2 separate regions of the Mus musculus genome follow, and region 2 is linked to region 1. The links are chromatin loops, found by intact Hi-C in ENCODE. Cell type or tissue: gastrocnemius. All regions are shown on one strand. Links, peaks and the distances in the headings refer to the core of each region. The heading gives the core; the rest is flanking DNA.

Evidence for each region. Hi-C counts contacts between places; a loop is a spot of excess contacts. Peaks named below come from ENCODE experiments on the same cell type or tissue, not always from the same donor. Only the 100,000 strongest peaks of a DNase experiment are listed, where the experiment ranks them.
Region 2: a loop joins it to region 1, with 2.8 times the contacts of the local background. A loop is called at or near these places in 1 of 42 quality-filtered maps.

What each region holds. Positions count from the first base shown.
Region 1 is chr12:15,804,354-15,815,028 of GRCm38, forward strand. It overlaps Trib2 (tribbles pseudokinase 2), which reads right to left. Exons shown (of 3, transcript NM_144551.5): 2 at 5,343-5,635. Among named protein-coding and RNA genes, the nearest start is that of Trib2, 7.1 kb to the right of the region's middle. In gastrocnemius, for the core only: no CTCF peak of the experiment used is centred there; a DNase peak (open chromatin) is centred at 5,426; H3K4me3 peaks cover 785 bases; H3K27ac peaks cover 1,925 bases.
Region 2 is chr12:15,646,808-15,657,482 of GRCm38, forward strand. The region is part of intron 1 of Gm40287 (a long non-coding RNA gene); the gene reads left to right. Among named protein-coding and RNA genes, the nearest start is that of Gm40287, 46 kb to the left of the region's middle. In gastrocnemius, for the core only: no CTCF peak of the experiment used is centred there; no DNase peak of the experiment used is centred there; H3K4me3 peaks cover 169 bases; H3K27ac peaks cover 568 bases.

The sequences.
Region 1 (10,675 bases), core at 3,879-6,378:
TCCGATTCTGGGCAGGTAGAGGCAGTCAGGGATCCCTGGGATAACTGCCAAGTCAACCTAGCCTACTTAACAAGCCTGAGGTCCCAGTGAGAGACCCTCTCTCAGAAAACAAGGTGGACAGCTCCTGGCTTCTGGCTCCCAAAAAGCAGCAGCCAAAGTCCCTTTGTCCTTCACAGGCATCCTGGAGAGCTTGTTAAGACTATAATGGAAAGACAACTTTGCCCAAGAGTTGCCATAGGCACAAGGACATATAATTGGTCTACCAAAATATGAACATTTCCTGAAAGCTTTGTCTCATCAAAGCTGAAAGAGAGGGGGAGAGAGAGACAGACAGACAGAGACAGAGAGACTGAGAGACAGAGAGGGAAAACATCCCTAAACTAGAGTACCTACAAGTTGCAAAACTATATATATAGATATTAGTGAGCGAAAAGCTGTGCCTGTCCTCTGGGGCTCTGATGCCTGCCCTGAATCCTTTATTAGATATAGCAACCTCAGTGAAGGAGGGAGCAACTTGAAGATCTAAAGAGCCAACAGACAGCAGCACCCCAGAGAGATGGCCTTGACTTCTGCTGTTGGGGGAGGCAGGAAGGCTTTCCCCAACAAAGGGGTACAAGCTGCACTTCTTATACCAAACCCACCCACACCCCCTCCCCTAGCCACAGAGTGCCTACAGGAGGTCTCAGAGCCCAGAAAGAAGATCTGCTTCCTCACAGCAGCTAAAAAGCAACCACCTTAAGAGATAAAGATCTCTGGAGCAGAGCAGCAGCATGTAAAAAGGCAAGTTTCTGAGTTCACATGGGACATTTCAGTGCTGAGAGATGTAAACACTGATCTGAGGCTAGGGGGTGGAGCCTGGAGATGGCAAGAAGATGTGTCCCAGAAGAAGCATCCAGCAGGACAAAACGGAGCAAAGGTCACTGACAGAGCAATGTTGCACCACTTTCCTTAGCAGCCTGTGGGTGCAAAGAAACAAAAGGGCAGAGGAAAGCAGCTGTGGAAGAAGCCAAGGTCAACATTAATCACCTTCCTTCTGTAAGGAGAGTATTCCCAGTCCATTTTATAGTGGAGGCTTTCGGAGTGTACAGGTTAGGTGTTCTGTCAAAGTGAAATTTCTTAATAAGTGCAACAGCAGGGGCTGGAATCTAGACAGCCACTCTGGCTCACTTCTGAGCTCAGGCCTTTCTTTAAGGCCCAGTAGAAATATACAGGGTCTCTAGCAATATGGTCCTGTGATCAAGCAGGTCCCATGGGGAAAAATAGGCCAGGAGGTATGGGAGAGACCCTGTGTCATTATGGGTAAATGTTCTGCCTTCTTTCAGATCTGGAGGAAGTCACACAGGCTTCTGCAGGACTGAGGGTGCAAAAGGTTCCTTGAAATTTGCCCCAGGCAAGTTCAATGAAGGCTTAGGATTCATTTCTTCAAAATAAGGTTCAGTGATGGTGGGTCGTCACAGTGAACACAGAAGAGGGGGTCTACTCTGAAAAACACCGCCCCCTCCCCAGTCTGGGTGGAATCAACTTTGCACTAGAAGGAACTACTGTGACTGCTAGAGAGAGTGACTTCATCACTCACGAACCCACTAAGGCTTCTGGACTGTTCATGCATAAAGACACTGTTTTGTTTTGTTTTCTCACAATGATTTCAAGTACAGCTCTGCATGCAGATCACACCATCACCTTGCTGAATGCTAATCACCTTCCAGGGAAGCAACCATTCTGTCAGTCTTGAGGAAGCTACAGCTTATAAACCTTTAGAGAAATTCGAGACCAGGACCTGAATCTAGAACCTAAATCAAAGCCAAAGGGAATCAGATGAAGCCAAGCTATTGATGATCCCAATGCAACCGTCGTAGGTATCCTGGCCTTGAGTTTGCACATGACCTTGGGTGACATCTAAATGACATAGTATGTGTAGAGCATGGACAGCTCCACTAAGAATCTTCATAGACAGCTCTGGATTCAGTCAACAGAACACAGGTAGGGCTCAGCCAATTCTGCCACAGGACAGCTTTACCTTCTACTACTCGGTAGATCAGGAAACAGAAGGTTGAGTCAGGGGTGGAGCCTATGCTTGCATACTTAGGTGGTTGAAGCAGAAGGATCCTAAATTGCAAAGTAACACATCTATATTGAAAAACTGTCTCAAAGGAAGAATGGGCTGGGGGGGGGGGGAGAGAGAGAGAGAGAGAGAGAGAGAGAAACTGGTGGTTGAATAAGTAAACGAGGACTCCACCAAAGTAGTCTTTTGCAGTTAGTTGTTTCAGAGTTTTGTCCATCAGACCAAGGAAGAAAGTGTTAGAAATCAGACAAAGACTGCCTTCGGGTCATGCTCTAATGTTCTGTCACATGACGATATCTACATTCCTTTGGCTCACTTCAGAAATGTCTATTTGCCATGGGTCTGACCTTGGGATGTGCCACCCTGATACTCACTGATGCCTGACTAGGTCTCTAAAGTAACCTTTAATCCCACAGAGCCCGTGAGATACGGCTACAGCATTCGAGGGGCCATGTGCTCTGGCAGAAGAAAGGAGTCCTTGACAGTTGGGTTGACTTCCTAGAGAAGCTCATCCACCTACTGCATGTTCTTGGTGTTGATTCTGAGACCTTCACATTCCTGCGTTCAGAGGCACTGGCTACAAAATGTTCATGGGCTGGGAGGTAGCTCAGTGGTGGAGTGCCAGCCACAAATGCACAAAGAGAGTTTGCTCTGCTGCAACACACACACACACACACACACACACACACACACACACATAATTAGGCAGGCTGACCTACAACTGTATTGCAGGAGGTCAGTAAACACTGCCTCTTACTTTTGTAGCTAAAGATGGTAAAGGAAATATCTTTGACCAATCCATATTCATCTTCCAAATGAGAACATTCAAAGAGGAGATATATATGTGAAAACTAAAAACGAGTGAAGAGTGTTTATGGTAAAGCCATAAGGTTGAGAGATGGCGGCAGCCCAAGGTCATAACAATTATTAAGGACAAAAGTATAAGGACCATATCCCTGGGTCTAAGTTCGAAGGCTGGAGTATCTGAGCTGGAGAAGGAAAAGATACAAATTGCCCACATTCTTATCTTCGAAGAGCCTGCTTCTTCACTTTGTTTTTAAAAATGAAGTCATCTAATCAAAGACCAGCATATGAGCTGCCAGAGTAGCTAGTGTCCACCGACCCCACCCCCATGGGTATAATATACAAAAGAAGCAACCTTTATAGGCACAGGAAGTCCAGAAGCTTTCTGCATGCTGTATACATAGCAGGATTATAAACACCCATGAAATTATTCCATTTGACTTAAGTAACAACAGGCCCTTTTCCTTTGCTAAGCCCCAAGTACTTGCCAGACATTAAGTCTCCAATTAGTTCAAACCATGAAGGAAAAAAAAAAAAGGAATACAGATAGATGGAAAGAAAGAGAGGTAGGAGGAGAAAGAGGAGAGTGAGAGAGAGATGAGAGAGAGAGAGAGAGAGAGAGAGAGAGAGAGAGAGAGAGAGAAGACAAAAGCGTACAATTCACTAGCGCCAGTTCATGGGGGGAGGGGACAATGGGTTTCTGTAAACAATAGTGTGAAAATATCACAGCCCACTGAGCTGGATGTCAAAGGCAATAGAAAGCAGAAAGGTTTGCTCCCCAAGGTCTGTGTGATTTGCAGAAAGTACCAAAGATATGTCAGCAGGGTGAGGGATTGAAGGAAGTGGAGCAGACTGACATCAGATGGTCCTAGATGACAGCCTTGAGGCTTTCCTGCCCTCTTTTCCAGTCCAGAATGACCAAGGACTCCATGGACTTGGGTGTGTGGAGTCTCTTAACCAATCCCTGGAGCACTAGTCTGGGGCTTTTGATTTGTGGGTCATTCCAATAGGGCACAAGGAACACGTAGGTGACACTGACTGAAGACATTGCCTGTGTCCCTCTAAAAAACTACATTCTTAAAAAGAAGCTTTACAAGTGAAGAGAAAGCTGGACTCTGGCCAGGTTGGCTAAATGGAACCTGATGAGTTAATGGTGTATCCATGAATGAAGTCCAGATGCCTGTGTCTTCAACAGATGTTTCTTGAGATAACCAGGCATCCTTGGTGGCTGGTCTCACACCATCAACTCCTCACCTGACAAGCCAGCCCTTCCCAGGCTACCATGTTTCTCTCTCCTTGAAACCTTTCTTGGTTACTCAAGATCTAGTGAGAACCGGCAAGCCCCATCCCCCTCCACATCACATGGGACCCAGGACTCACCTCTAGCTTTTGACAGGTCTGCGGTCTATCTATTTCTGAGGCTTACTTGCAAGCCTGTGGTTCATACCTACTACGTGCATAGGAAAGAGCTATTGAGGGCGTGAAAGGACTATAAACAAAGTCCTCCATTGGGGGCCCTGTGTTCCTTCCTATAGATGACTGTGAGCATCCACTTCTGAATTTGCCAGGCACTGGCATAGCCTTGCAGGAGACAGTTATATCAGGGTCCTTTCAGAAAAAAACTTCCTGATATATGCAATAGTGTCTGTGTTTGGTGGCTGATTATGGGATGGACCCCCGGGTGGGGCAGTCTCTGGATGGTCTATACTTTCGTCTTAGCTCCAAACTTTGTCTCTGCAACTTCTTCCATGGGTATTTTATTCCTTACTCTAGGGAGCTAGAAAAAGTACCCAAGAAGCTGAAGGGGTCTGCAACCCTATAGGTGGAACAACAATATGAACTAACCAGTACCTCCAGAGCTCATGTCTCTAGCTGCATATGTAGCAGAAGATGGCCTAGTTGGCCATCATTGGGAAGAGAGGCCCATTGGACTTGCAAACGTTATATGCCCCAGTACAGGGGAACACCAGGGCCAAGAAGTGAAAGTGGGTAGGTAGGGGAGCAGGGTGGGGGAGGATATAGGGGACTTTTGGGATAGCATTTGAAATGTAAATGAATAAAATATCTAATAAAAAATAAACAAAGTCCTCTAGGTTCTCAGTGTTCTGACAACATGAAGCCTTTATAAACCTGTCTTTGTTGACTTTGAAACTGCCACACTAGTTTGCAGCCTTCTTCAGAATTCTTCATAAAAACCACAGGCATTCAGCAGGTCACAGACTACTCTCTCTGCCTCCTGGCCTTTGAATGTTTCATGATCGGGAGTAATGGCTCCTTGTTTGCCAAGGGCATTGGGACACCACAATGCTCTCTCTTTGTTCTGCTTGCCTTAACCCTCACCTGGGTAACAGGCATCACCACAAGTTCCCTGCAGATACCCTATCGCGCGAGCACACACACACACACACACACACACACACACACACACACACACACACACACAAACACACACCTGCATGGGCTGAGCCCCACTTACCTCTCTTCATCCTTGAAGATAAATTTCCGCAGCTTGAGGTCACGCAGCACCAGGCCTCCATCGTGGCAATGGGCCACAGCTGAGGCAATCTGGTAGAACAGTCGGGCTGCCTCCTCCTCCCTCAGCTTCTTACAAGTGCGGACAAAGGAATGCATGTCTCCATAGCTTCGCTCAAAGAACACATAGGCTTTGGTCTCTCCCAGGAGGATTTCCGTGATTTGGTTGATGTTGCTATGGGCAGACAGGCAGAAGCAGGGGGCCAGGGACTCCTGGTAGCAGCTGATCTCAAACACCTAGGACAGAATTGACAAGACCCCAGTCAGAGGTACCTCCTATGACCCAAACTGCAGAATGCTGAATCCTCCCACAGGCTCGTGCTTTGACATGGCATAAAGAGTATGAAACTTACACCCCACACACCAGTTCTGTCTGCTACCAGCTGTGTAATGTAGTTCAGGGGAAAAACAAACAAACAAACAAACAAACCATGTCTTGCCTCCTCTGAACCTCCAAATCTTAAATGGCATAACATGGATAAATGAAACGATTCCATGTTGGGAGAAGTCTAGGAAAAATAGTAAAATGCTAAGTTTTACTAGTGTGTGTGTGTGTGTGTGTGTGTGTCTGTCTGTCTGTCTGTCTGTCTGTATCCATGTGTGTATCCCTGTGTCTATGTAGAGGTCAGAGGTCAATCTCAGGTACAGCTCTTGAGGAAACTATCCACTTGTTTTTTGAGACAAGGTCTCTCATTGCCCTTGAACCTACCAACGTGGTGAGCCTAGCTGACCAGGGAGCCCTGGAATCCTCCTGTCCTTGTCTTTCCAGAGCTGATATCACATGCATCACACACAGCTTTTTAAATGTGGGTGTTAGGTATCCAACTCAGATCTTTACAGTTGTATGGCAAGCATTTTACTGTCTGGGCTATCATCTAAGCCCAAATACTATTATTCTTCCCTATAGTTTCTATAGTTACATATTTATAGAAGAAATGGATGCAGAAAAATACTAATAGAAGGAAAAAACTAAGTGAGCCCAGGAAAAACACAAACAACTCTTTACTTTTTAAAAATGCATGGAAGACATACATGAATGAACAATTAATTCATTTACTATCAAGGCTTTCTTCCATGGTTTCCTATGTGTGATAAATTAGTTTTACAGCTGTGCAAACTGAGGCACAGAAAACAAGCCTAAACTCTCATCGCTGTTGTCCTCACTCCCACCCCCCAGGGTGGCTCTAGGATTAGCACAGGGGCCTTCTCTGTAGAGAGCCAGGCTGGCTTCCCTCTTCCCTCCACAGATATCTAACTCAATGAATCAATTATGCAACGATTTTCTATGAATCAGAGTTAGCCTGCGAAATGCCACCTCACTGTTGCTTAAGAAAAAAATGCACCATCAATACCTTCTGAACAGACCTAAGAAACGAACGAACGCACAACAAAGATTTGAAGGGTGGAAAGGGAGCTTTTCATTCACGTCACAGCCTGTAGTTACTCAGCTAGGGCAGCACCTAGGGCTGGAACGGGTTTCCCTTGCTCAGGGGGAGAATGTGCAGGGAGGGGAGGGGCTGTTTGAAAATGGTATGGGGTGAATAAGGGGGTGGGGGAGGTTCATTTAAAAGAAGGTCTAGCCATCCTCTGTGGCAGTGAGCTCTTCTTCCTCATCAGTATTTGGAGTGCAGTAGGAGAGAAGCAGGAAAAAAAACCCTACCTGGGGGTGCTTACCGCTCTCACTAGGCCACCATTCACCCGAATAGGATAGATAAAGTGCACAAAGAACCTCCCTTTTGTATCATAAGTACCCTGACTTAGGCATCACAACCTTTTGTGGGTCCCGATCCCACCCAGGAACCTCTGTCGCCCTTCGCTTTGTTAACAAGGCCCAGTCCGGAATGCACGTGTTACCCTAAAATCCTTCTGAGGGAATTCCTGGGCCTTCTGTAGCCCATTCAAGGAACACAGGCTGCAATATAAAATTCCAAGAGTTAAGTAACTGAGCATTTAAAAAAAAAAAAAAACCTGTGAGTCAAACAGGGACAATAAGCACCTCACTGAGGCTGGTGCTAACTGGGGCTGAGGAAGCAAAGTCAACAATCAGCTGTGAATGAGGCATAATGAGGTACCTCAGGAAAGTGGCGCAGCTGTTGCCACTACACCCTTGAATTTAAGAATGAATGCTTCAGCCTCCCCGGAGACCACAAATCACACCCTGATACTGTCAAATGATGACCTCAGAGCAGTGACCTCAGTGGCCCACTCAATTAGGAATCTGAAATGCTCGAGTCAACCTTAGCTTACAGGCTGCAGGCCACAGAATCGGGGAAGCCTCAGCAATTTCATCAAGGAACACACACACACACACTCTCTCTCTCTCTCTCACACACTCACACACACACACTCACACACACACTCTCACACACACACTCACACACATTCACACACACTCACACACTCACACACACACTCACACACACACTCACACACACACTCACACACACAAACATACACACACACACACACACACATACACACACACACACACTCACACACCGTAGTGGCTAATGTCAACAAGCTGCATTATATAAGTGGCATGATTTGTTCTGAAGCACCAGGCTGTGGCTTCTGTCACCAGGGCCTACCGGTCTGATTATTTATAATACATTTCCTGTTTCCAGTTGCCTTTCAAAAAATAAAATAAAGTAACCTTTTGCTCGGCATGGTTAGCCTGTTCTCTTCCCCATCGCACAGCTGAAAAACTGAATGAACAGAGAACTAAATGAAAGTAGCAGATTCGTGGCAGCCTCCCAATGTGGCCGTGCCCTTTGTAGGAGAATGCAAAATGGTGGACAGAAAATGAAAAGCTAAAAGAATTGCTTACATTTTCCTAAACAGGAAGGAGTCAAAGTTTTATTAGTGGCTATAACAGGCATTTATAGGCTTGGGCTGGTATTTAAACCATCACCCTCAAGTGCAAAAATCAAGCCCTGAGCCTGGGTGCCAGCTCCTTTTAAATGTTTAATTGGGAGTCTTGGTTATATAATGTGACAGTTCAGATAAGGCCCTAAGATCAGGCCACATTCATCATGTCTGAAAAGAAAAAAAAGAAAGAGGGCCCATTCTGCCAAGATAGTAATTATGTTATTCTGCACAGTAGCTACAAGAATTTTTGTAAAAACAGCTAAAGGCCCCCTAAAGATCCTTTCCTACTTTGGCTAACTAAAGTAGGCTTGTGGAGGTGATAATCAGGCTAGGGAATTTTGCTTATGCCCCTGGAAGCCCCTCCCCCCTCCCCGCCTCCTCCCCACCACAGAGTGTCCTACAGAATACTCTAATGAACCCCCACAATAAATACAACCTTTCTGGTTTTGTACATTTTTTTTGCATAAACATGAAGTTAGGAAACAGGAACCCCATGTTAAGACACCAAAAGGAGGTGGGTTCAAATGTGGAGGTTTTCGAATCCTGTAGCGAGCTAAAGAGCCCACAGTGTGTATATTGGGGCAGTCATAGCATCACCGTAATAAAACTCTCCTAGAGAGGGTGGCACACAGCTGTGCTCAGAAGTCACCCACATCACCTCAGGGGAAAAAGACAGGAGAACAGAAGCTGTGGAGTCGTAAAGGGATGACCTCTGTCAAACAAAACAATGATACCACACTTAAATCCGCTTGCAGCCGCACTGTAATTGGCGAGGACCTGATTCAATCTTTGAAATAACTAAACCAACAGATTAAGTACAGTTTGGGGCCAGGGAGCAAGTCGGCAAATGACACTGTAAGGTCAGCCTAGAGTGAAATATGTCTCGAAGGATCAGAAAGGAAAACGAACAGAGAGACCAGAGATAGCCCTAGTTTTAAACAAAGAAAGAATAGCAAGATGCTCTTGCAGAATTTGGCCACAGACAGTTCTTACGTAAAATCATCTCCAGCCTTTGGAAGAGAAATATATTAAAGTGCTGGACTGAGGGTGAGCAAAAGGAGGGGGAGGGGCTCTCTGCCGATGATGGTGCATATTTCATAGGAGAATGACAGCTCAGTGGAATTCATTCATTTCAAAGGATGACTGTCCTATTGTGCAGTGTGTGGGGCTCCAATCAGGCTCTGAGTTGCCTACTAAATTTAATGCTTTAGCTGGGCATAGTTGCTCTTGATTACAGTAACTTGGAGAAGATGCAAAAACCCCCAACACTTAGTACATGCAAACAGCAGCATTTAAAGAGTCTCTGGTTTCCTCTAAAAATCGGAAATAAATAATCTCAGAACTGCCTTCTGAGATCTTCACCCACCCGGTTTTTGCAAGGAAGCGCTCCAAGTCAGCACGAAAGAAGGTGATTTCACAAAGCAGCCAGTGATTAATTGAGGAAAAGTGTAATACAGTATTTGTAGCACAGCTGTGCACATTACCCATTTTAAAGGCAGCACAGTCGCACTTCCACCTCAATAAATAAATAAATAAATAAATAAATAAATAAATAAGAAGAACCTAAATTTAAGTGGTAATGTATTCTTGATCTACATCTGGGGAAGTCCTGTTCTCCACTGCAGTAGGAAACTGACTGTAGTCAAATACTTTGTTATTATCCTTCCTTGGTCCTCTTGTCTGGTACTCGGTTAGCACACACAAAGACACACTGACACATAGAGACACAAACCAGTTACTGTTCAGGGTCAAAGACAAAAAGGAAATTGAAGTGTCCTTCTTAGTACTAGCCCAGGGGGCTCTAAAGGGCAGTCTCTAAACAGGCAAAGGTGGCCTTGTGGGTGCAGGGGAGTAGCAATGGGGGTGTGCAGTCAGGGAGTCTGAAGACGCGAAGAAACCTAGACAAAAAGAACCAAAGGATTCGTTGTTCACCCAAAGGTGCGCAAGGGGCGAATTTCCACCCCAACCTTCCTTTCCAGGCTTCAAGCCGAAGAAAGAGCTTTAAAACTCCTCTTTTCCCCGGCTAGAGCCTTGGTCTCAGCCAGAGGGGACACTTTTTGTGTCTCTTTTAAAAGGCCACCTTTGGAACAAAGGTTTAACACCTGCAGGCTGCTAAGAACAATGGCTACAAAAGAAACCAGAGGAGCAGCGTTTGAAAACCAACCGGGGATTCCCTAGTCCTTGCAGCGAGGGGAGGGGAATCGACTCAGAGAGAGAAATGCCCAGGCAAGGGGAATCAGCCCGGTGCACCCGAGCTCTACGAGCCTCCTAAGGGGCACGCGTGTCCGTGCCCCAGTTCAGATTCGCCGCCCTCCCTTCCCGGATCTCCCCAAAACGCCCCCGCTGCAGCCCGCCTCATTGTCTGAAACGGTCTGAAAACTTCGCAACTAGTCGAACGTGGACAGACAC
Region 2 (10,675 bases), core at 4,318-6,817, 160 kb before region 1:
CTGAGGAGGAGCAGGTGTCCAACCCCACCCCCCAAAACCAACAGAAGGAAGCCACCTTTGCTTATGCAAAGAAAGAAGAGGCAAGTGTACCATCCAGACATATTCACACCAAAGATTTGGCTGGATGACAAATACTCATTTCTATCAAACATATTTTGAATTGCTAGTCTAAGAAAAAGTAAGTAGATATAGATAGAGGGATGATACATAGATAGATAGATAGATAGATAGATAGATAGGTAGATAGATAGATAGATAGATAGATAGATAGATAGATAGATAATAGATAATAGATAGATATATACATAATATATAAGTAGAAGTACACATACAGATAATAGCTAGCTTGTTAACACATGCATACATAGGTTATAAGATTGGCACATGCATATATATTTACATACATGCAATTATAAATACATACTGTCATTACGTCTATATAGAGGACCAAAAGATAGATAGACAGACAGACAGGTGACAGATATAATGAAGATGAGGGGCTGTAATTGACAAGATACAGAAATGGGAACGGGGTGAGGGCACCATCAGTGCTTGCTATTAATCTGGTCCCTTCTTTCTTTACATTCTCTAAAAGGATTTCCTCCTTGAAGAGATATATTTTTAAATGTTTTTATGGTGATTGGAAATCATTTTATACTTCAAGAAAACAAATCATAAAATGGTTGGGAAAGTGCAGGTTTTAGTTTGGGGAAAAGGCAGTTATAGAAGGCTGGTGGCAGAGAGAACACAGCATCCCACATTGACCTAGGAAAAAGAGATCTGTATATGATAAATCGATGTAGTGACCATGCCCTCTCCTTACTTTGGAAGGTGATAGAATACCAGGGTGCACATTACCTCTGTTTGAGTACCATCCCTTAAGTGATGATATAGTTCATTTTTAAGTACCGTTTGGATATTGTAACAGTAATGCATTGTGGTTATCAGAGAATTTTAACTTCTGAGAACTCATGCCACTGCCTAGTTACACTCTATGAGGTTTCCTCTACAGGGCTCTCTGTCTTCCTCATGGCGTGGGTCAGTCTTCTGCATCTTTCTAATTCTTGAGTTTAATCCAGTGTGATCAGTGCAAACCAAGCATGGAAACTACTTGAGTCTCAGGCACTATTTCCCTATCTTTCCACCCATCCATGTCCACTTCATCACTGAATGATGAGGACAACTTTTTCAACTGAGCTGACATGTGGTTTCAGACACAAACCAAAGCCGCAGGTGGCCCAAACAAACTACCAAGCTTAAAACAAATCCTTTTTTTTCCTTTCATCTAGACAACTCACTGACCCATAAATATGGTGAAAATAAACACCATTACATTCCTGCAACTGTCTCCAACTTCAGAGAACTAAAACAGACTTGTATGAGTGCCAGTCATGTTCAGCTACATTCTATGCACCAAAAATAAAATCCTCAATGGAGGGCTGAAAGGCTAGAAACTGTGACACACTTCTGAGAAAGCTACTAGAAACTCAGCCCTGCAAAAAAATTCATTCACATGGAGAGGGAGACGGGGCAATCTGGATAATCCAGCTTGTCAGCACTTGCTCACATCAATATCTTGCTCTGTGATCTCCCTGCTACACTGGACAGTGCTGCTGCCATTGCTTGAGGCTGCATCGCAAGCCATGGTTTAAAAATGCCTAAACCTCTCCTTTAGGAGCTCACAGTCAAATGAACAATGTTACTGCTCTGTTCAGAATGGCATAAAGAGCAGCTTAAACCCCCATTCTCTCTGGCAGTGGAGAGGCAAAGGTGATGGGGACTCGCTCTGGTTTCTCACCTGGAAAAGCTCAGGGAAGAAGGGAAAGGTGAGAGAAAGCTCTTTGTTCTTCTGTAACAGTCTGTAGCAAGAGCCTCTGCTACTTCCTATCGGTCTTCTTGTTTCTCACTCATCCAACGTTCTTAAGAACAGAAACAAAAGTACAGAGTGAAGGAAAGAGAGGGAAGCTAGGGCATGCATGTACACTGAAGGCTATTTCCTCTAGCAGCTAATCTATTAGCTGGCGAGACTATCCTGTCGCTGCTGTGGAAGAACATGTGAAGAAGCCTGGATCTTCCAAGACCAGGGATCTGAGATAAACAACAGAATAACGACCACTCCCCATGCAGACCGGCTCATTGAAAGGGTGTGTATATTAGTTACTGTGCTGTTGCTGGGCTAAAACATCATGGCCAAAAGCATGCTATAAATGAGACTTTGTTTTGCCGTATGGTTTTGGAAGAATAAGAATCTATCATGGTAGAGAAACAGGGCAGACACTGCAGACATAGCAGCAGAGGCAAGAATCTGGAAGATTACTCCCTCAATGACACACATGACCCAGAGAAAACAAGTTAGAAGTGAAGTGAAGCTAGGACCTCTCAGAGCCTTCTTCCTGTGGTGCATTTCCTTCAGCAAGGCTGCACTATCTCTCCAAAGAGCAACACCAAGTGGGAACCAAGTGTTCCTTGTACATTTAGACTAGGAATTATCATCCACTTTGGGACCTGCAGACAATGGTATTTCTTGAATCTACTTGGACTCAGGACACATGTCCTCTTGTAGGAGGCACAGCAGCAATGTGGTTGGATTATCAACCGACACTTCTGAACCACTAATCAGGATAATCCTGAAGCTTAATTGCCAGGAGGGAGAGAGGGAGGGAGAGGAATAGAGGGGGGAGGAGGAGGAGGAAAGGGGGAGGAAGAGGAGGAGGAGAGGAGGAGAAGAGGAGGAGGAGGAAGAGATTAGGACCTAATAACCTCTGGAACCTGATGTGCTGCTTTCAAATCTTCAAATCTGCCTTCTGATATCTATCTATCTATGATATCTATAGATAGATAGATAGCTATCTCATTCTACATCACAGTGCACATCCATGTGTCATTTTTTAGTCACTGTTTTTGTGTTAAGCTGTTGGAGATAGGCATGGAGTCACCATTGCTCATAAATAAAGGCACCAGGATACTTTTCTAATAGGGAGCTAAGTGGATATGGGATGTGAAATTGCCATTTTGTCAGTGAATCCATGTATTAAAGAGACCAGAGCAGTGCTAGAACATGGAATGGACTCTAGCAGAAAACCACTATACACTGACAGTGAGTGCTGTCCAAAGTGCTTCTCACCACAGTGTCTTAGCCGCCTGCAGCAGACAGAATCAGCCCATGACACAACTCCCATGACCCATCCTTCTTGAAATATCACTAGGCAGACACTTCCTCTGGTGAGAACAGACAGACCCTGGGACTCGGCTCCTCACATGATCTTAGGAAGCTGAGCTCTTGTCTTCCCAGGGACCCTCAGATACACGGCACATCCCCCTGGGAATGGCTATGGGAACAACCTCAGGCCTTACAGGAAGGAAGAAGGTTCAGGGAAGGCTGTGACCCTAGTTATTTTAAACACAAGTTTTCTCCATTCAAGCAGAGGTCACACTTCTCTCTTAGGCAGTGGAGACTCGACCTGGTATGTGCTTAGTACAAAGAATGATGGCCTGGGACTTAAGGGACTTGGGAGGTGGGACTTGAGGAACATAGACTGATACCTCCAACACCACTGATATTCTCCAGTTGATGACACCTCTCCAAGACTTGATACCAAATTCGTTATTTTAATGAGAGGTGTATCAAATAGTTTCTCAACAGTTAATTGAGAAACTACTATATCAGGAGAGTTCTGGGTGTTAAAGATAAGGCTAGAGAGAGAAAATAGCCCTGCCCCCAAGATAATTTTATTCTAGCAACAGGGGACAAAGAATAAGTAAATATAAATACCTGATGATATGTAAGAGAAATAATGCAGAGTTAATGAGAAAGCAGTGCCATTAGGTATGAGACAAAGAGACAAGAATAGTTACTAGAGTGTCAGTGTTGAGGTAAGAGCTGCAATGTATGGAGCTAACACGAGATCAGAGAATGTACACTGTAGAGAGCATTAAGACTCCCAGACAGGAGTAGTGCTGTGAGTTCAAGACATAGAAAGAAAGACAGCAGGCTGGAGATGAAGAACATAGGAACAGAGGTGGGTGATAGTCGGGATATGGCACTTGGTTTAAAGTAGGATGCATAGAAAACGAGAGAAGGCTATAGGCAGTAGGAAAAGATGCTTCCAAGTACTAAATGAATACGCTCACCACTGGACCTTATCCTTGCAAAAGGGTGGGAAGATTATGAGTTAGCAAGCCATAAGACTACAGAGGAAAGGACTGGGCTGCAATACTCTGTGACAATGAAGTCGGCTCTTCTGAACTTTACCACAGCATGAGATGCCCTATTCCATGTATGTTTCTTTTTTTAAAATTTTTTTAAATTAGGTATTTTCTTCATTTACATTTCAAATGCTATCCCCAAAGTCCCCCATACCCCCCCCACTCCCCTACCTACCCACTCCCACTTCTTGACCCTGGCATTCCCCTGTACTGGGGCATATAAAGTTTGCAAGACCAAGGGGCCTCTCTTCCCAATGATGGCCAACTAGGCCATCTTCTGCTACATATGCAGCTGGAGACATGTTTCTAATCACACTTGCTTTCCAAAGGCATTTCATTTCCTCACTGTAGACAAGATCAATCACACAGATCTGAAGATTACAACAGAACTGTGACTTCACATCTAGGCAGGAGTGTGGCAGTGGAGAGAGTTTATGAACCTAGTGTTCTTTGTAGAACCACCGTTGCTCATGATGAATTCATCCTCTGGACTGTGCATCCTCTAGGAAACCCAAAGTTTATCTGCGAATCAGTTATATTTTAACTGACTCTGCAAATCATTGCTAGTCCTAAGGGAGATCTATGAACTAAAATATTGCAGCATTCAGCCATCCAACATGTGTGTGTCTGTGTGTGTGTGTGTGTGTGTGTGTACACAATATATAATACAAATGAGAAAGGAAGGAAGGTAGGAGGAAAAGAGAAGAGAGGGAAAGGAGAGAAGGGGAGAGAGGTGGAAGGAAGGCAAGGAAAAGGAAGGGGAGGGGAAGGGAGGAGGGAAGGGAAGGAAACTCTTTAGGTTGAGATTGCTTTGGTATGATTGGATCCAGCTGCCAGTCATTCACAAAGTGAGCAGCTGCTGGTAATGTTGATATCTTTGTCTATTGTCTATTGATTGGCTCTGCCGTTTCAAATCTGGGGCAAAGTATCACAACAAGGCAGGATTCAACAGCACACCAATTTTCTTTCCTCAGGTCAGCTTGAAGTAAGCTGTAAGCAAAGTAAGAAAGGAATGAGTAGGTACCTATATCCCTTCAAAGATGAATTCCCCACTGAGCTAATTTCCACTAATCTTCTTAAGGTCCCACCTTCCAGTGGCTTCATAGGCCAGGACCAAGACATTGATACATGGCCTTGGGAGAACATTCGAGAGGCAAACTACAACAATTTACTATTCCTAAGCTAATGCTATCATCCCCAAGGGAGTACTAGGAAAAGGTGGACTCTAAAATTATGAGTCACTGAAACAAGAATGGGGAGATTGGATGAGAAGGATGGATTGCAGAATTTAGTGGGTTGCTTGTTTAGGAAATTCCTTAATTGTTTCTAAGGAAAATGCCACCCTGTTCACCTCTGGCTCACATGGCAAGCCCCAGCAGGTCTCCTGTCCCCTCACACACTTTTATTGGCACTCAAAGAAAGCTTTGACAGGAAGGGACATTAAGGGTGCACACGTTTAGCCATTGTGCTGCCTGCTCCCTTCTCAGGTTCACACTTCAAAAAGGACCAACAGAGCTCTGACCCTTTCAGCTTACTTCATATTAGAGTTTTACAAATGTGCAGTTATAGAATTCTCAAGACAAAACAAAATACAATTCTTTCTGCTGAGTTGAATGAGAAGACGATGGGACATTTCTTTTCTTGCTTAGGGTCATAGATGTGTAGGACTACACTCAGACTATCCTGTGTTCATTTTGTTTTGCTTAGACATGTGTTTCTTTGTAGGAATGCATATATTTTTTTTAGTGAAAAAGGAAAGAAAGTCCTGCTTGTATAGAATTGAATCTTTCAGAAGTTAGAGCCATGTTTGTTTGGCAGATCAAGTGCAGGAAGTAAGGGAAATGTCTCACTTAGGACAAGGTAATAACCTAGTATTTGTGCAGAAGTTTCACACTTAAAACTAAAAATCAAGATACTTTTTATCCTCTTACCTTTTCTTCCACTAAATGTTTATGAAACTCTGACTTCTGATTCCTTCCTTATAGAATAGATACTATACAAAGGATTTATTTCCATGATGCCTTATTCTCTATGATTGCATGAGCTCAGATTAATTCCAACTAGTATACCGTGGCTGCATTTTGAACCTGTGTTCATGATCCGTGCAAGGAATGCAGAAAATAATTGCATTCCTTTGCCATTTTTTGAGGAACTTAAACTCAAGAGCAAAAAGGTCTACAAATGTAGTTTTTAGGTAGTAAATGCAATGTCCTTAGGTCATATAAACAGATAAAGAGTTGTCTGTATTTGCCCCTTTAAATATCTTCATGTGTGATTAAAATTTCAGACTGTGCCTTTAGGCTTCATGGAAAGCCAGGGAGTCCTGTTTCAACATACACCCATCATAAAATGAGCAGTCTATCTTTAAACACATTTGTTTGCATGGGCTAGAGCTTGCCAGCTGGACGAAGGGCATGGGTTTCGTACTGCAACAGGATGGTGCAAGCACTTTCGTACACGGTGGAGTGACGGCTCCCATTGGGAAACATCCGTCAACTCTGCAGCTGCTCCTCGGCCAGCCTCTTCTCTAACACCTCACTGTCAAGGCAGACTAAATGGTTTCAGAAGCTTCTTGTCTGGAAATGGTGAGCTCATGTCCCAGTGACTGAAATGGCTTGCAGGCAGTTCCCAACCACCTCCTGCCCCCTCAAACAAGAACATTGCATCAAAGAGTGTTGTGCAATGTCTGTTGTCACACCTTGGCTGGCTGTAGGAGCAAGATCCACATCCGTTGTGTGTGTTTGCTACTCAGTTCCAAGTGGAATTCTGTCTACAAAGTTTTGTATACAAAGCATTCACGTATCAAGGATAAGTCTGCAATAGCATTTGATCTGCCTTATTTCATTTCCATAGAGGAAACTGAAACCCTGGGGAAAGTGGTGGTTTTTAAAAACACACAAGGTAAGGCAGCTCAGACAAGAATCCTTTATCTTTCAAACAGCACACTTGCTGTTTCTAAAACTCCACAGGGATCCAGCTTCAAAAATGCTGGCCAGTGGCACATGCCTTTAATCCTGGCACTTGGGAAGCAGAAGCAGGCAGATGTCTGTGAGTTCCAGATCAGCTTGTCTACAGAGTGAGTTCCAGGACAACCAGGACTATACAGAGAAACCCTGTATCCAAAACCCAAGAAAAAAATAAAAAGAAAGAATGTTCTCCCTATTCTGTGTTTTTTTCTGGAATTAGCTATTAAGAAAATAAAATGGCTTTTCCGCACTTCTTAACTTGGTTCTCACACATAATGTTCCTCCTGGAAGGTTTTCCTTTTAGTTTAAATTTTGTCCTGGTTTTGATTGCCTAAGTATTGCAGTAAAATGTCACTCATCTAGCTTGTCGTGTTATGGGTCTCCCCTTTAAGAATAATATCTGTGATGGCTACCGAATTAACCTCTTCTTAGTTGTTTCCTATTTCAGATGTTCAGAACAGCTTAGAGAATGACAGGCATGGAGATATCAGTGCATCTGCTCCTCTGGCATGTGTCATCTGAAGATGACTGCCTTGGTGGCAACGCTTGTAGAGAAGCACTGAAGGAGAGGCAGGAGATTCTCATGGGACCAATATTCTAGGGGCCACAAATACAAAGGATGAGTCCTGGAAAATGAGCAGTTGTAACTGTAGAAATAAGTATTGGGACATCTCTAACAGCTGCTTCCAGCCAGCTTCCAAAGAGCCTCACACATGGTAATAGCCAGTCTCAGGGAAACACAGCCAAGCTTAGAAATTAGGCGTCATGACTATAAGAAGGTCGGCTGTCCTCCAGGAACTGTGCCTTGCACCTGTTGTCCCTGATGCATAGAATTGTCAAGAGCCTGGAACAGGTGTACCAGGGGACAGATGGTAGAGGAAGGGGCAACGGTTGGGGCGGACAGAAGAGTGGCAGTAGAACCACTGGGGTGGTGAATCTTCCTGTTAACTTGAATTATTTGGAGTCACTTAGGACACACACCTATGGCTCCATCAGTGTGGACATTTCCAGAGAGGTTTAGCTGAAGAAGGAAGCCTTATTATGAATGGGGGTTACACTGTCCCTGTAGAATCCTGGACTGAATATAAAAGACAAAGTGAGCTGAACATCAACATTGATGTCATTCTGTTTCCTGGCTGTAGATACAATGTGACTCGCCCCTAGTACATCTACCACTTGAGTCAAAGGCTGTCTTGTTGACAGCCTTTCCCCACTGTAATGGGCTGACTATACCTTCAACCAAAGAGACAAAATAAGCTTTCTCCTTTAAGTGATTTCATTGGGTATTTTATCACACCAATGATAGAATTTAACTCGTACAACCACCAGCCACCAGGTTGACCTCAGCTTGCCAGAGAAATCCCTCCCCTTCTACCTCTTCTGGGGCTGAATGCGATCTTATAAAAACATGGTTACTTATCTTTCTCTATAATGGATCCTCTTTTCTTAGTGTCAAGGACCAGGTTTACTCAACTCACTATTGCCAGCCTAGAATTGATCACATGTCCAACGTGTAGGCTGAATACAGGAATGGAATGTGCTTGACTAAGGTCTTTCTGTGAGGGACCAGAAAGCTAGTACTTTAGGATTCTAGGCTGTGAAGGTTATAGCTACCTCTCCAAACCACCCAACTTCCTGTGTCCTAAAAGCCTCCCCAGACAGTAGAAAGAGAAAGAGAAGAGAAAGTGTGGGAATCTAGGTTACAATACAGCTTTACTTTTGGCACCTGAAACTTGAACTTTTTGTAATGTACATCTGTCTCAGAATACTATTGCTCCATAGACTTTTTCAACCATAAAAAATATTTTAAAAAATAAATTCTTAGCTCTTAGTAGTAATGTAGTAACACTTGAATTAAGTCAGCAAACTTTGGACATAACTTAAACTTTTCATATATTTTTTTTCATACCTTGACAATCAGAATTTGAGACAACAAGCCACCTTCCAGAGAGAAATTGTGACTATAACAAATCAAGAATCATTAGAAAAGATAGAAAGTAGTGAAATTCTAGACTCCATTGATGCAGGGCTTCTTGGACAACTGTTATGGTAGAATTTCTTTGGTTGGGGAGTAGATAAAATTTGTGCTCCTCTTTCAGTTTTCATCACTGCTGAATTTGTGTGTGGTTAAGGTTTTGTTTTGCTTTGCAAGAAAAACTTGCCAGAACTAAGGAATTTAATTAATTCAATATGTTTCTCAAACATATTCATTTTTTACAGTCATGTATTTGATGACTTATTTTTGCATATAATCTACCCATCACTTCTGTGGAGCAGTTAGGGCAGGGAGGGGGGAGCAGGAGGGGAAAGAGGGGGAGGAGGAGGAGGAGGAAGAGCATAAACAAACCCATGCAGACTCAGTCAGCAAATAGATGTGACGACTTTAGGTCAGATTTTCAGCAATCACATAAAAAGCCAGGCATGGTGACAGGTGTCTGTGATCTCAGCACTGGGGAGGCATAGATAGGAGGATTCATAAAACTCAAAGGCCTAGAAGTCTTGCTAAATCTGAAGTGCTAGGTTCCGTGAGCCACCCTGCCTTTAACCAAAGCATAAGAGGAACAGTGATGAAGGAAGCACTGACCTCTGGCCTAGATTTCTACACACACACACACACACACACACACACACACACACTCATACACACAATGACTCACATAGACACATACACAACACATCCTTGCATCTATACCAACATAGCATACATGCCGATTAGAAATACATGAGTATGCCATACAAACTTACACAGCTGAAAAGTAGTTAATCAGGAAGACACAGACCATCTGTGGCTTGTGGTCAGGCAGAGACTTCCCTTCTTTTCTTCTGCTACCTGCAAGAATTCCAACATATCCTCTTTCCATGTTGCCTCTTCATATGAAATTCTCTCACAAGTCAACAAGGCTCCTTCCTTCTTCTGCTTGAGAAGACAACCCCAAGATGTTCCCAGTGGTTACTTCATGTCTCCACATCATCTTCGAAGAGCATCTTTTCCCATCTACTACAAGGTTTTCTCCACTTCCACTCTCTGGCATATTTACCACCTTGACTTTCTTTTTGCTCCATAGCATTGGCCAGCTCACATATGTAGTGCTTGATATTCTCATACCTGTGTGTTCTACCTCATGTTCAGCTCTTACCTGGAGCAAAGCTTGCTGGCCAAGCAAGGATGGTCTGGCACAATGAATATAGGTATAAATGCTGCAGTACGAGTGCAGATACAATCAAGGCAGCGTCTCTGAAAAGGGCAGTGATACGTTCTATAAAACCAGGAAGCAGAAGGGAGAGTGATGAGTGCGGCTGAGCCTGTAAGACACTCTAAATGTGGAGACAAGGCAGAATCTACACATGACTCACACAGTAGAAAGAAGGGGCTTGTGGATTTTCATAAAACCTCTTTGTGAGCCATTCCTACATGTTTGTGCCTGAGTATTACCTGGCAGGAATCCAAGAAAGGCTCCACTTTTCATTTTGAGTATCACTGGATTCGTGTAGTTCTATTCCTG